Regions from separate parts of the Homo sapiens genome. Here region 1 is linked to region 2. A link is an interaction called in ENCODE POLR2A ChIA-PET data of the cell type or tissue named here. Cell type or tissue: endothelial cell of umbilical vein. All regions are shown on one strand. Each heading gives the region's core, and the rest is flanking DNA. Links, peaks and the distances in the headings are about the cores only. Region 1 has its middle 41 kb from the start of CEACAM20. Region 2 holds the start of LOC107985306 (a long non-coding RNA gene).

The links. ChIA-PET counts read pairs that join two places held together with the same protein. Peaks named below come from ENCODE experiments on the same cell type or tissue, not always from the same donor. Only the 100,000 strongest peaks of a DNase experiment are listed, where the experiment ranks them.
Region 1: POLR2A ChIA-PET joins it to region 2 with 11 read pairs; 5 of 35 experiments call an interaction of 5 or more read pairs at or near these places.

The regions. Positions count from the first base shown.
Region 1 is chr19:44,568,215-44,573,586 of GRCh38, forward strand. No RefSeq gene overlaps it. Among named protein-coding and RNA genes, the nearest start is that of CEACAM20, 41 kb to the left of the region's middle. In endothelial cell of umbilical vein, for the core only: a CTCF peak has its summit at 2,836 (motif pointing right); a DNase peak (open chromatin) is centred at 2,867.
Region 2 is chr19:44,682,261-44,687,632 of GRCh38, forward strand. CEACAM19 (CEA cell adhesion molecule 19) reads left to right here. Exons shown (of 8, transcript NM_001127893.3): 7 at 307-360; 8 at 1,177-2,095. The coding sequence ends at 1,230. It overlaps LOC107985306 (a long non-coding RNA gene), which reads left to right and starts at 2,778. Exons shown (of 3, transcript XR_007067268.1): 1 at 2,778-3,970; 2 at 4,583-5,372. RefSeq lists an enhancer at 2,837-3,131. In endothelial cell of umbilical vein, for the core only: no CTCF peak of the experiment used is centred there; DNase peaks (open chromatin) are centred at 2,991 and 3,811; H3K27ac peaks cover 2,340 bases.

The DNA of each region.
Region 1 (5,372 bases), core at 281-5,280, 110 kb before region 2:
CCACTAGTCAACTTCAGAATAATTTAAGCACCCAAATATTAAGTACAGTAACAAGTTATAAACCATCAGAAAATAGAAATTAATGAGTCCTTACTGATAATAGATAATAGGTAGATGATAGATAGATAATAGGTAGATGATGATAGATAGTTTTAATTTTTAAATGGGGAAGTATATTCTTTAAAAATGGCAACACCATTAAAGATAAAGAAAGGCTGTAGAGGCCAGGCATGGTGGCTCACGCCTGTAATCCCAGCACTTTGGGAGGCTGAGGCGGGAGGATCTCTTGAGGCCAGTAGATTGAAACCAACCTGGGAAATATAGCGAGACCACATGTCAATGAAAAATAAAATTTTGGCTGGGCACGGTGGCTCATGCCTGTAATCCCAACACTTTGGGAGGCTGAGGCAGGTGGATCACCTGAGGTCGGGAGTTCAAGACCGGCCTGGCCAATGTGGCAAAACCCCGTCTCTACTAAAACTACAAAAATTAGCTGGACATGGTGGTGGGCACCCGCAATCCCAGCTACTCAGGAGGCTTAGGCAGGAGAATCTCTTGAACCCAGGAGGCAGAGGTTGCAGTGAGCCAAGATAGCACCACTACACTCCAGCCTGGGTGACAGAGCGAGACTCCATCTCAAAAAAAAAAAATTATTTGAAAAAAGAAAACTTTTACAAATTAGATGAGTGTAGTGGTGCATGCCTGTGGTCCCAGCTACTCAGGAGGCTGAGGCAGGAGGATCTCTTGAGCTCAGAAGTTGGAGGCTGCAATGTGCTGTGATCGCACCACTGCACTCCAGCCCAGCTGACAGAGCAAGACCCTATCTCTAAATTTTAAAAAAAAATTAAAAAGATGAATTTTAAACAAGAAAGACTGTGGGAAAGTTTCAGATTAAAAGAGAGTAAAGAGGACACAAAATCCAGTATCTGACTAGAGACTGGATCCTGTACTGGATGGGGGAATAGGCTATAAAGGATTTTATTGTGCCAATTGACAAAGTTGGAATATGGATGATAGAGCACATAAAAGTATTTTATCCCTGGACATTTATGAAGGTGATAACTGTGGGTATGTAAGAGAATATCTCTGTTCTTAGGAAATACATACTGATGTATTTAGGGGTAAAGAGCCATGAAGTTTGTAATTTACTATCAAATGGAGGGAAGGAAGGAGAGAGGGAGGGGGAGACAGAAGGGGGAGAGAGAGCACAAATGATAAAGTAAATGAGAACAAATATTAACACTAGGTGAATCTGAATAAAGGGCATACGGGTGTTCTTTGTACTCTTTATTTTTGCAACTTTTTTAAATTTGAAATTATTTCCAAATAAACTGTTTCAAAATGTTATTATAGAAAAAACAAAGTAGCCCTCAGAAAATGTTTTTCCCCTAAACTCCCATCAACCACTTGGGAGTGCTCACTTCCCACACCCTTGGCAACATTGATTAGAATCACACTTGAAAAGTTTTAACAGGCTTATGAGTAAGGGACTGCCTTTATTACTAGTGAGATTGAACATCTTTTCATATCATGATTGACCTTTTATATTTCTTCCTCTGCAAACTGATTATCCAAATCTTTCTCCTGTTTTTTTCTATTGAAGTATTTTTTCTTATTGATTTGTAGAAACTCTTTATATATTGTATATATTATACAAGGATTTTATGTGATAATTACTTAAAAGGATTAGCACAGGGAAGGATACAGAATAATTACTCAGAAGAAGGATGATTTGAGCATTGTTACTTTAATAATGAGGTGGGGGTGGTAATATTTAAATACTTAAATGTAAATAACACTGTAACGTAGTACTCAAGAACATGGGCTTTAGGGTTAAGCAGAGACTGGGTTCAAATCCCAGCTCCATGGGTGCCACTGGCCATGTTGTTACGCTCCCTGAGCCTCAGCTCCCCTACTCATAAATCTTATCTAAAAGTTGTAATGAAGAGCCCATGACATTCTATCTGCAAAGGATATACAATACTTAGTACACAGAAAGCACTTTCTAAATGCTATTATTAATTTTGCTACCAGAGAGCCTCCCTGCTGCTTCCCAAGGGTAATCCTTACCAGAGACAAGTAGCATAGCATGATGGCAACTGTTTTCACCAGAAGAGATGAGATGCAGGGTGTAGATGCCATTGTCAGATGCACGCACATCAATAATGATCAGGGAGCCATCAGCTCTGCCTGTTTCCCTGCCAGTGTGGGCTGGTCCTAGGGTGTAGCCATGGCTGAAGAAGTTAAAATTGAGGATCCGGGTAACCTGATTGGTGGTTGCTCCTCGGAGCCAATTGTAGGAGATGAGATTCTGAGGGATCCCCTGGACAGACAGGGTGACGTTGCCCCCTCGACGGCCCAGGGAGGGATGGATGTGATCGTCAGCTGAGCAGACACCTGCTTCTTGCAGAGGCTCAGGAAGAAGGCAAAGGGAGGAAGCAAAGAGCACTATCACAGAGGCCACTTAGCAGCATTCGACAGTAGACTCAGCCACTGCTAGAGTCTCACTCATCGGAGTTAAACTGTGGGAGTGGGAAGAGCATGTGCAAAGGCCCTGAGGCAGGAGGAAGATCATTGTTTTTGAGGGAAAAGCAGGGAAGCCAGTGTGGTTGGAGTTGAGTAAGTGAAAATGAAAGAGGTAAGAGATAAAGTCAGAGAGGTAAGAGAGACAGATCACACTTACAACTGGCATTGACATTTTTGGCAAGACAATTATTCATCTTGTGGATCCGTCCTGTGCATTGCAAGGAGTTTTTAACACCACTTGCTCTCCCTACTACAACAGCAGCAGCTCCTTCCAGGCATTGAGACAACCAGAGAACATTCCCACACATTGTCAAATACCCGCTAGGGGGCAGTATTAGCTCTGGTTTGGAACATCATGCAGGCTCTTGCAGATAATTATACGAGTTTTTTTGTTTTTGTTTTAGTTTTTGTTTTTGTTTTTTTGCCACAGAGTCTCGCTCTGTCACTCAGGCTGGAGTGTGCCAGCTTGATCATGGTTTACTGCAACCTCCGCCTCCCGGGTTCAAGTGATTGTCGTGCCTCAGCCTCCCGAGTAGCTGGGACCACAGGCATGCGCCACCATGCCCAGCTAATGTTTATATTTTTTTTGTAGAGTCAGGGTTTTGCCACGTTGACCAGACTGGTCTTGAACTCCTGGGCTCAAGTGATCCTTGTGCCTTGGCTTCCCAAAGTGCTGGGATTATAGGCATGAGCCACCGCACCAGCCTGTAAGGACTTTTCGTTGTATTCTGAGGGAGTCAGAGAACCACTGGAGAGTTTTGAGTTAAAGATTAACACGATGTACCTTATATTCTGATCATTCTGGCTGCAGATTGCATTGATTTTGGAGCTCAAGGGTAGAGTTGCAACATTGCTCAGCTCCACGAAGTGAGCTGCCATTCACATTGTAGTTAATGCAAATGCTACTTCCAGCAACTGTGCAGTGCACAACCCATACAGCTATATGTGGTGACCCCAGGCAAGGCAGAAGCAGGAGACACCATTTAGGAGGTGACTGCAACAATCCAGGTGAGAGATATCAGTGGGGAAGAAAATCAGAAATTATGATCCGTAACTGTTACCTGCAAGACAGAGCCATGTCCAAAGCCCACCACCTCTGCAGGGACCTTCCAAGGGGCCAGCCCTGTTTCTTTGATGCCTCACCAGTCTAGCTGTCCTTCTGCCTCCTCCCAGCTGGAGGCCAGGCCTAGGGGAAGTTCAATAGTGTCTGAAAAGCCCCGCCCTCTATAGGGTCTTTGGTTTTACCTCCTCTCAGAAGACAGCCCATCAGTACTGCTCCCTGGATCCCACTCCCATTCACCCCAGATTCCACACTGAGAGTTTGGGGCAGGGTCCACTGGCACCAGTTTGGGTCTTACCAATTCTACAGATTCCTCCAGGCTCTGCCATCACAGAAGGTCCAGCCCCAGTGCTGCTTTGGCCAGAAAGAATGCTTGGCACTGCATTTGCTGACAAGGAGTGTGGCCTGTGTTTATCCCAGAGGTGGGTGAGGCAGCCTCTGCTGGTTCCAGAGGTCCCCTCTGCCACCTGAGGCGCCAGCCATGCAGTGCTGGTCCTAGGTGGGGTTACAGAGGTATTGACACCAGCCTGGTCTCTGGGTTAATTTTTGTTAAGGGCCTGCGACCCAGTGTGGAGGGGTTGATATTGCGCAGCCTTGAAGGACGTGGACATGAGCTTATCAGAACAAGTGATAGCAAGATAAAAGATCAAAGTAGGCTCTTTGCCTCAGATTCTGCATGGCAGCAATTTCCACCAGCAGGGTCCAAAGACCCAAAATGAACAAGGAAAGCAACCTCCTGAAGGGACACTTGGTAATCACCTTGATCTTTGGTTTTCAAAGTCTGCAGTCCACTTGGAAAGCAAGGTACAGGGGCAGAGAGAGTTGACAAATATGTACTGCTTGATGAATATGGAAGAAACAAAGAAAACAGAAGTTTGAAAACCACCGACCTAGAATTTTTAAATGACGACACCCAGTGCTAGCGATCTCTGGAGAACAGTTTTGCAAGATGCATCCAAAAACATACACATGTACACTCTCTTTGACCCCACCGTTCCTCTTACATTTATCTTAAGATAATCATTATAGATATGTGAACATATTTACTTCTGGGATAATCATGACAGCATTGTTTATAGCAGGAAATAAAGTGGAAACAACATATATTCTGTCTGCAGAGAAACAGAAGCAATCTATTCTCTCTCTCTGTGTGTATATATACGTGTGTGTGTGTGTGTGTGTGTGTGTGTAAAATACAACAACAAAACTGTTCACCAATGATCAGGTGCTGTCCTGTTACATGGTGAACGCATTTTATCTTTCCCACAGTCCTAGAAGTTAGATACAACTATCATCATCTCCATTTATCATATGGAGAAGTTGAGACACAGAATCACTGGCCCAAAGTCACATGGATGATAAGAGGCAGAACCAGGATTTGAACCTTTGCAGGCTGGATCCACTGTTCATGGTCCTTCCCATTCCACTGTTTTACCTCTCAAATTTGGAAACATTATTCTACCTGCCAGTTGTTCAGCAGTTACTATCGCCAGGCATACACTGAATTATCTCAGTTAATTCTCACTCCATGAAGCAGGATCTCTTGCTGTCCCCATTTTATAGATAGAAAAACTGACGCTCAGAGAAGAAGAGTCATTTGTTCAAGTCATACAGTTAGTAAATGACAGAGCCAGTTACGCTGCAAGTTACCCAGATTTCAAGGATAAGCGGTATGTAGTAAAAATACATCATGCTATGAGAATTAGAGATGTTCTTCTGAAGATCTGATGTTTCATCTGTGATCTAAAGGATGGGTCAGAATTAAGTAGACAAAGACAGTGAGGAA
Region 2 (5,372 bases), core at 87-5,086:
GTGAAAAATAAGAGAAACATAAAACACTAAGGCTAAGAGCTTAGAACCAGAGGTGTTGACAGGGGTAGACTGAGAGTTAATGGAGTGGTTGACGGGCCACTGGATACCACACGAAGCTGGGGCCCAGTGCCCATTTGTCAGAGGAGAACACTGAGGTGTAAGGAAGCTAATCCCCTCTGCCCAGGGGCCTCACAGTCTGGGAGGGGTGATGGGGACTTGGAATCTGAGACTGTCCTAGCACCAAAGGTCAAAGTTTAGAGGGTGGGGGGTGCCGAGCGCCCACTCACCCGTGTCCTTCCCTTGCAGCCCCTGCCCACACCCCCACACCTGCAGGCGGAGCCAGAGAACCACCAGTACCAGGTATGGAGCTGGGAGCTGGGAGGGGTGGTGGGGATCCCACGGATCCAGGAGCCCCGAAGCCGGGGTGGGGAGGGGTCAAGACAACTGAAACTGGGGGCTTTCCTCCCCTCGTCCCCCCAAGCCTCACGGTCTCTGCTCTCGAAGAAGCCCAAACCGCCTCCCTGAGAGACCCTGGCAAGTCCCTTTTCCTCCCAAGGCTGCAATTTCCTTCTTTGCAAAAGGGATCCAAAACCTTGAACTTGCACAGGAGGAACAAGGCCCAGAGAGGGACAGGGGATTGCCTGGGGCCACACAGCCAGTCAGGTCCCCAGTGAAACCCCACCGCAGAGCTCAGTCCCTCTCCATCCCCTCCTGTCAGCTGTCTGTCCCTGTAGTTCTGTCTCTCTCTCTCAGTGGCCTACATATGTCTGTATGTCTGTCTTCCCCTTTCTTGGACTCTCTCTCTCTCTCTCTCTCTCTCTCTCAGTTTCTCTTGCTGTGTCCTTTTTAATCTGTCTTTCTGTTTCCAGTTTGTTCATGCTGCCTTGTCTAAGATGCATCTCTTTACATGTCTTCGTTTCTCTGCATCTCTGTCTCTCTCTCTCTCCATTCTCTGTCTCTCCTGCCTCTTTGTCTCTGTCACTGTGTCCACCTCATTTCTTGGCTCTTCCAGGACCTCTTGTCTCTGCATCTCACTCTCTTTCCACCTTGCTCTTCCATTCTCTCTGCGGGTTTCTCTCCATCTCACGCTGTCTCTCATCCTCTGTCCCTCTCTGTCTCCCCAAGACTCTCCCCCTCCACCCAGTCATAATTCTGTTCTCTCTTCCCCCCAAGCAGGACCTGCTAAACCCCGACCCTGCCCCCTACTGCCAGCTGGTGCCAACTTCCTGATGGGTCCTGGGCCAGGCCAGCCAGGGAGAAGACAAGGCCCCAGCCCTCCTCTGGGAGCCTCACACCTGAGACCAGCAGGACAAGGCCATTGGGGGCTGTGGGGCCGATGAGGTGGACTCAGCCAAAGACTCAGCAGCACATGGGGCAGGTGTCCTGGCAGGGGGACAGGAGACTGTAACAGGCCCAGGTCCTTGTGCAGCCCGTGAATGCACGCCCGCCTTCGGTCTGTTCCTTCAAGCAAGCTGGCCTGGGCCATGTGCCTGTGAAAGGCAGGCTCTGGCCCCTTTCCATGCCAAAGTCCCCCAAGATCTGGATATCTGGGGACAAGATGGTGGCCTCAGGCCTGCCTCCCAGGCAGTTGGCTGGGCTCCCAACTGTCTGTCCTCAATGCCCTACCCCAACTCCACTAGTGACCCTCAGAGTCTTCTCCCCTTAGGACAAGGCAGACACCCCACCATGCGGGCCTCAGGTGGCAGAGAGGCCCAGCCTCACAGGCCTGTGGCCCCACACACCAGTCCCAGCAAGGTGACCACGGCTGCTGGACCCCTTCCCTGTTCAGGCAGGCCCAGCCCCTCTCAGAACCTGCTGCCAGCTGCTGGTCTTGGCCCCCACCCTGAATCTTACTGAGTCCCTCTGGGCAGCAGCTCCCTTCTCCACCCCACCCCAGCACCCGTCCCAAATGTGGCCTCAGCTTGTCCTCCCCTTCCCCAAACTATGCATTCATTCAGCAATAAATGAGCCTTTGCTGTATGCCAGACCCAGTTCTAGGCTCTTGCAGCCCTGGTAGAAAGCAAAACAAAAACTCCCGCTTTCCCAGAGGGTCACTTGGCAGGGGAAAGAATCAGGAAATAAAATAAATAATGAACATGCGTTGTCTGTCAGATGGGGATAAGTGTATTGGGGAAATGGAGGGGGGTCGAGAGTATTGGGGGACTGAGATTTTTAATTAGGGCACAGAGGTCCTCGCTGAGAAGGTGACAAATGAGCAAAGACTTGTAGGAGGGGAAGAAAGGAGCCATGTGGGGCTCTGGAGGAAGAGCATTCCAGACAGAGGGAATAGCCAGTGCAAAGGCCCTGGGGCAGAAGCATGCCTGGCATATTCAAGGAGCAGCAAGGGGGCTGGGCATGGTGGCTCACACCTATAATCCCAGCACTTTGGGAAGCCAAGGCAAGCAGATCATTTGAGGTCAGGGGTTCAAGACCAGCCTGGCCAACATGGTGAAACCCCTTCTCTATTAAAAATACAAAAATTAGCCGGGCATGGTGGTGGGCACCTGTAATCCCAGCAACTGGGGAGGCTGAGGCAGGAAAATCACTTGAACCCGGGAGGCGGAGTTTGCAGTGGGCCAAGATCGTGCCCCTGCACTCCAGCCTGGGTGACAGAGCAAGACTCCACCTCAAAAAAAAAAAAAAAAAAGGAGCAGCAAGGAGGCCAGTGTGGTGGAGAGGGTGGGGAAGGAGGAAAAGGTGGGTGGAAGTTGACGTCAGGAGATGGACGGAGGGGCACATGGCGCAGGGCCAGGTAAGGCACTGCCGAGACTGTGGCTTTGAGGGGCAGGGTGCTGTGAAAGGCGAATAACGGCCCCCCAGTGACGTCTACATCCTAATCCCCTGTGAATGTTACGTTATATGACAAAAGAATGCAGCCATGATTAAGTTCAGGATCGTGCTTTGGGGAGATTATCCTGGATTGCCCTGGCAGGCTCTTTATGTAATCACACAGATCCTTATAATCGAGAAGGACACAGGAAGCGTGAGTCAGAGGGGCTGTGACAACAAAGGAAGCAAAGCCCTTTGAAGACGGGAGAAGGAGCTGAAAGTCAAGCAGCACTTCAGAGTCAGAATGATTGAGTGTGAGAGAGTCCATGGGCCATCGTGAGTGTTGAAGACGGAAGGGGGCCTTGAGCTAAGGAATGCAAGAAACTTCTAGAAGCTGGAGGAGGGCCAAGCTCAGTGGCTCACGCCTGCAGTCCCAGCACTTTGGGAGGCCAAGGTGGGAGGATCGCTTGAGGCCAGGAGTTGGAGACCAGCCTGGGCAACATAGCAAGACCCCGTCTCTACAAAAAAAAAAAAAAAAAAAAACAGAACCGAGGGTGGTGGCTCATGCCTGGAATCCCAGCACTTTGGGAGGCCGAGACAGGGGGATCACCTGAGGTCAGGAGTTCAAGAATCAGCCTGGCCAAGATGGGGAAACCCCGTCTCTACCAAACATAGAAAAATTAGCCAGGCGTGGTGGCGGGTGCCTGTAATGCCAGCTACTGGAGAGGCAGAGGCAGGAGAATCGCTTGAACCCAGGAGGCGGAGGTTGCAGTGAGCCAAGGTTGCACCATTGCACTCCAGCCTGGGTGACAGAGCGAGACTCTGTCTTAAAAAAAAAAAAAAAATCAGAATTGAGGAAAGGCAAGAAAATGGATTTTCTTCCTACAACCTCCAGAAAGCAACACAGTCCCGCTGAAACCTTGGCTTTAGTGCAGTGAGACCCATTTTGGATTCTTGACCTCCAGAACTATAAGATAACAAACTTGTGTTGTTTTAAGCCACTAAATTTGTGGCAATTTTTTACAGGAAATGGGAAACTAATCTAGAGGATGAGGAAGAAATCACAGAAGGAGAAGTTGCGTCTCATGCTGACTCAGTATGCAAATACTCTCTGGGAGACTTCTCCATCCTCAGACCGCTCCAGACACCAAATGCCTGGGCCTTTGACCGCCTTGCTAAGAGGGTCAACCAAGCCAGCCAGGTAGCCAGGGCTCAGGGCTAGGAGTGTGAGGGGATTCCATCTTTTCTCTCTCTTTTTTTTTTTTTCTTTTTTGAGACTTTTCTTTTTTGAGTCTTGCTCTGTCGCCGAGGCTGGAGTGCAGTGGTGCGATCTCAGCTCACTACAACCTACGCCTCCCAGGCTCAAGCAATTCTCCTGCCTCAGCCTACCAAGTAGCTGAACTACAGGTGCACACCACCTCACCCGGCTACTTTTTTTTTTTTTTTTGTATTTTCAGTAGAGACAAGTTTCACCATGCTGGCCAGGCTGGTCTCAAACTCCTGGCTCTGCAGACAGGAGGACTGAAATCCATGGTGGCAGACGCCTATAATCCCAGAACTTTGGGAGACCAAGGCAGACGGATTACTTGAGGTAGGAGTTCAAGGCCAGCCTGGCCAACATGCTGAAATACAGTCTCTACTAAAAATACAAAAATTAGCCGGGAGTGGTGGTAGGTTGAGACAGGAGAATCGCTTGAATCCGGGAGGCAGAGGTTGCATTCAGCCGAGGTCATGCCACTGCACTCCAGCCTGGGCAACAGAGCAACACTCTAGAACAAAACATTGACAGAATTTGTTTCTGGTTTGGATACAGGGGATTGGAGAGAAGAGTGTGCCAATAATTGGTTTGTTCATCAATTCAATGAAGATTTATTGAGCATCTGTTGTGGACAGCCCTATTCTAGGTTCTGGGGAGACAGCCATGAATGAGACAGTGATGGCTGCTTTTGGAGAGCTGACCTTCTAGTGGGAGACAGGCCACAGAAAAACAAAGCACATGGAACATAATGTCAGGGATGACGATGCTGTGAAGGAATGGAGCAGGTGCTAAGAACCTACTGGAACGGGCATGCTTAAGAGGTGCTGGAGAGGGTCAACTCTTGGGTGACTGCTTCGAGCAATGGGAGGGTGGGGAGCAGGGGTGTTGTACACACTGCGACAGGGCCAGGTTTGCAAAAGAAATCAAGACATGGCCACACAAACACTTCTGTGTGACTGTTCACAGCAGCATTATTCACAATAGCCAAAAGGTAGAAATAACCCAAATGCCCATGAACAGACGAATGAGTTCTTTTGTTTATTTGTTTTGTTTTGTTTTTGTTTTTGAGACAGTCTTACTCTGCTGCCCAGACTGGAGTGCAATGGCGCAATCTTGGCTCACTGCAACCTCCACCTCCTGGGTTCAAGCCATTCTCCTTCCTCAGCCTCCGGAGTAGCTGGGACTACAGGCGCCCACCACCACGCTTGGCTAAGTTTTTGTATTTTTAGTAGAGATGGGGTTTCACTGTATTAGCCAGGATGGTCTCGATCGCCTGACCTCGTGATCCGCCCAACTCGGCCTCCCAAAGTGCTGGGATTACAAGCGTGAGCCACCGCGCCCGGCA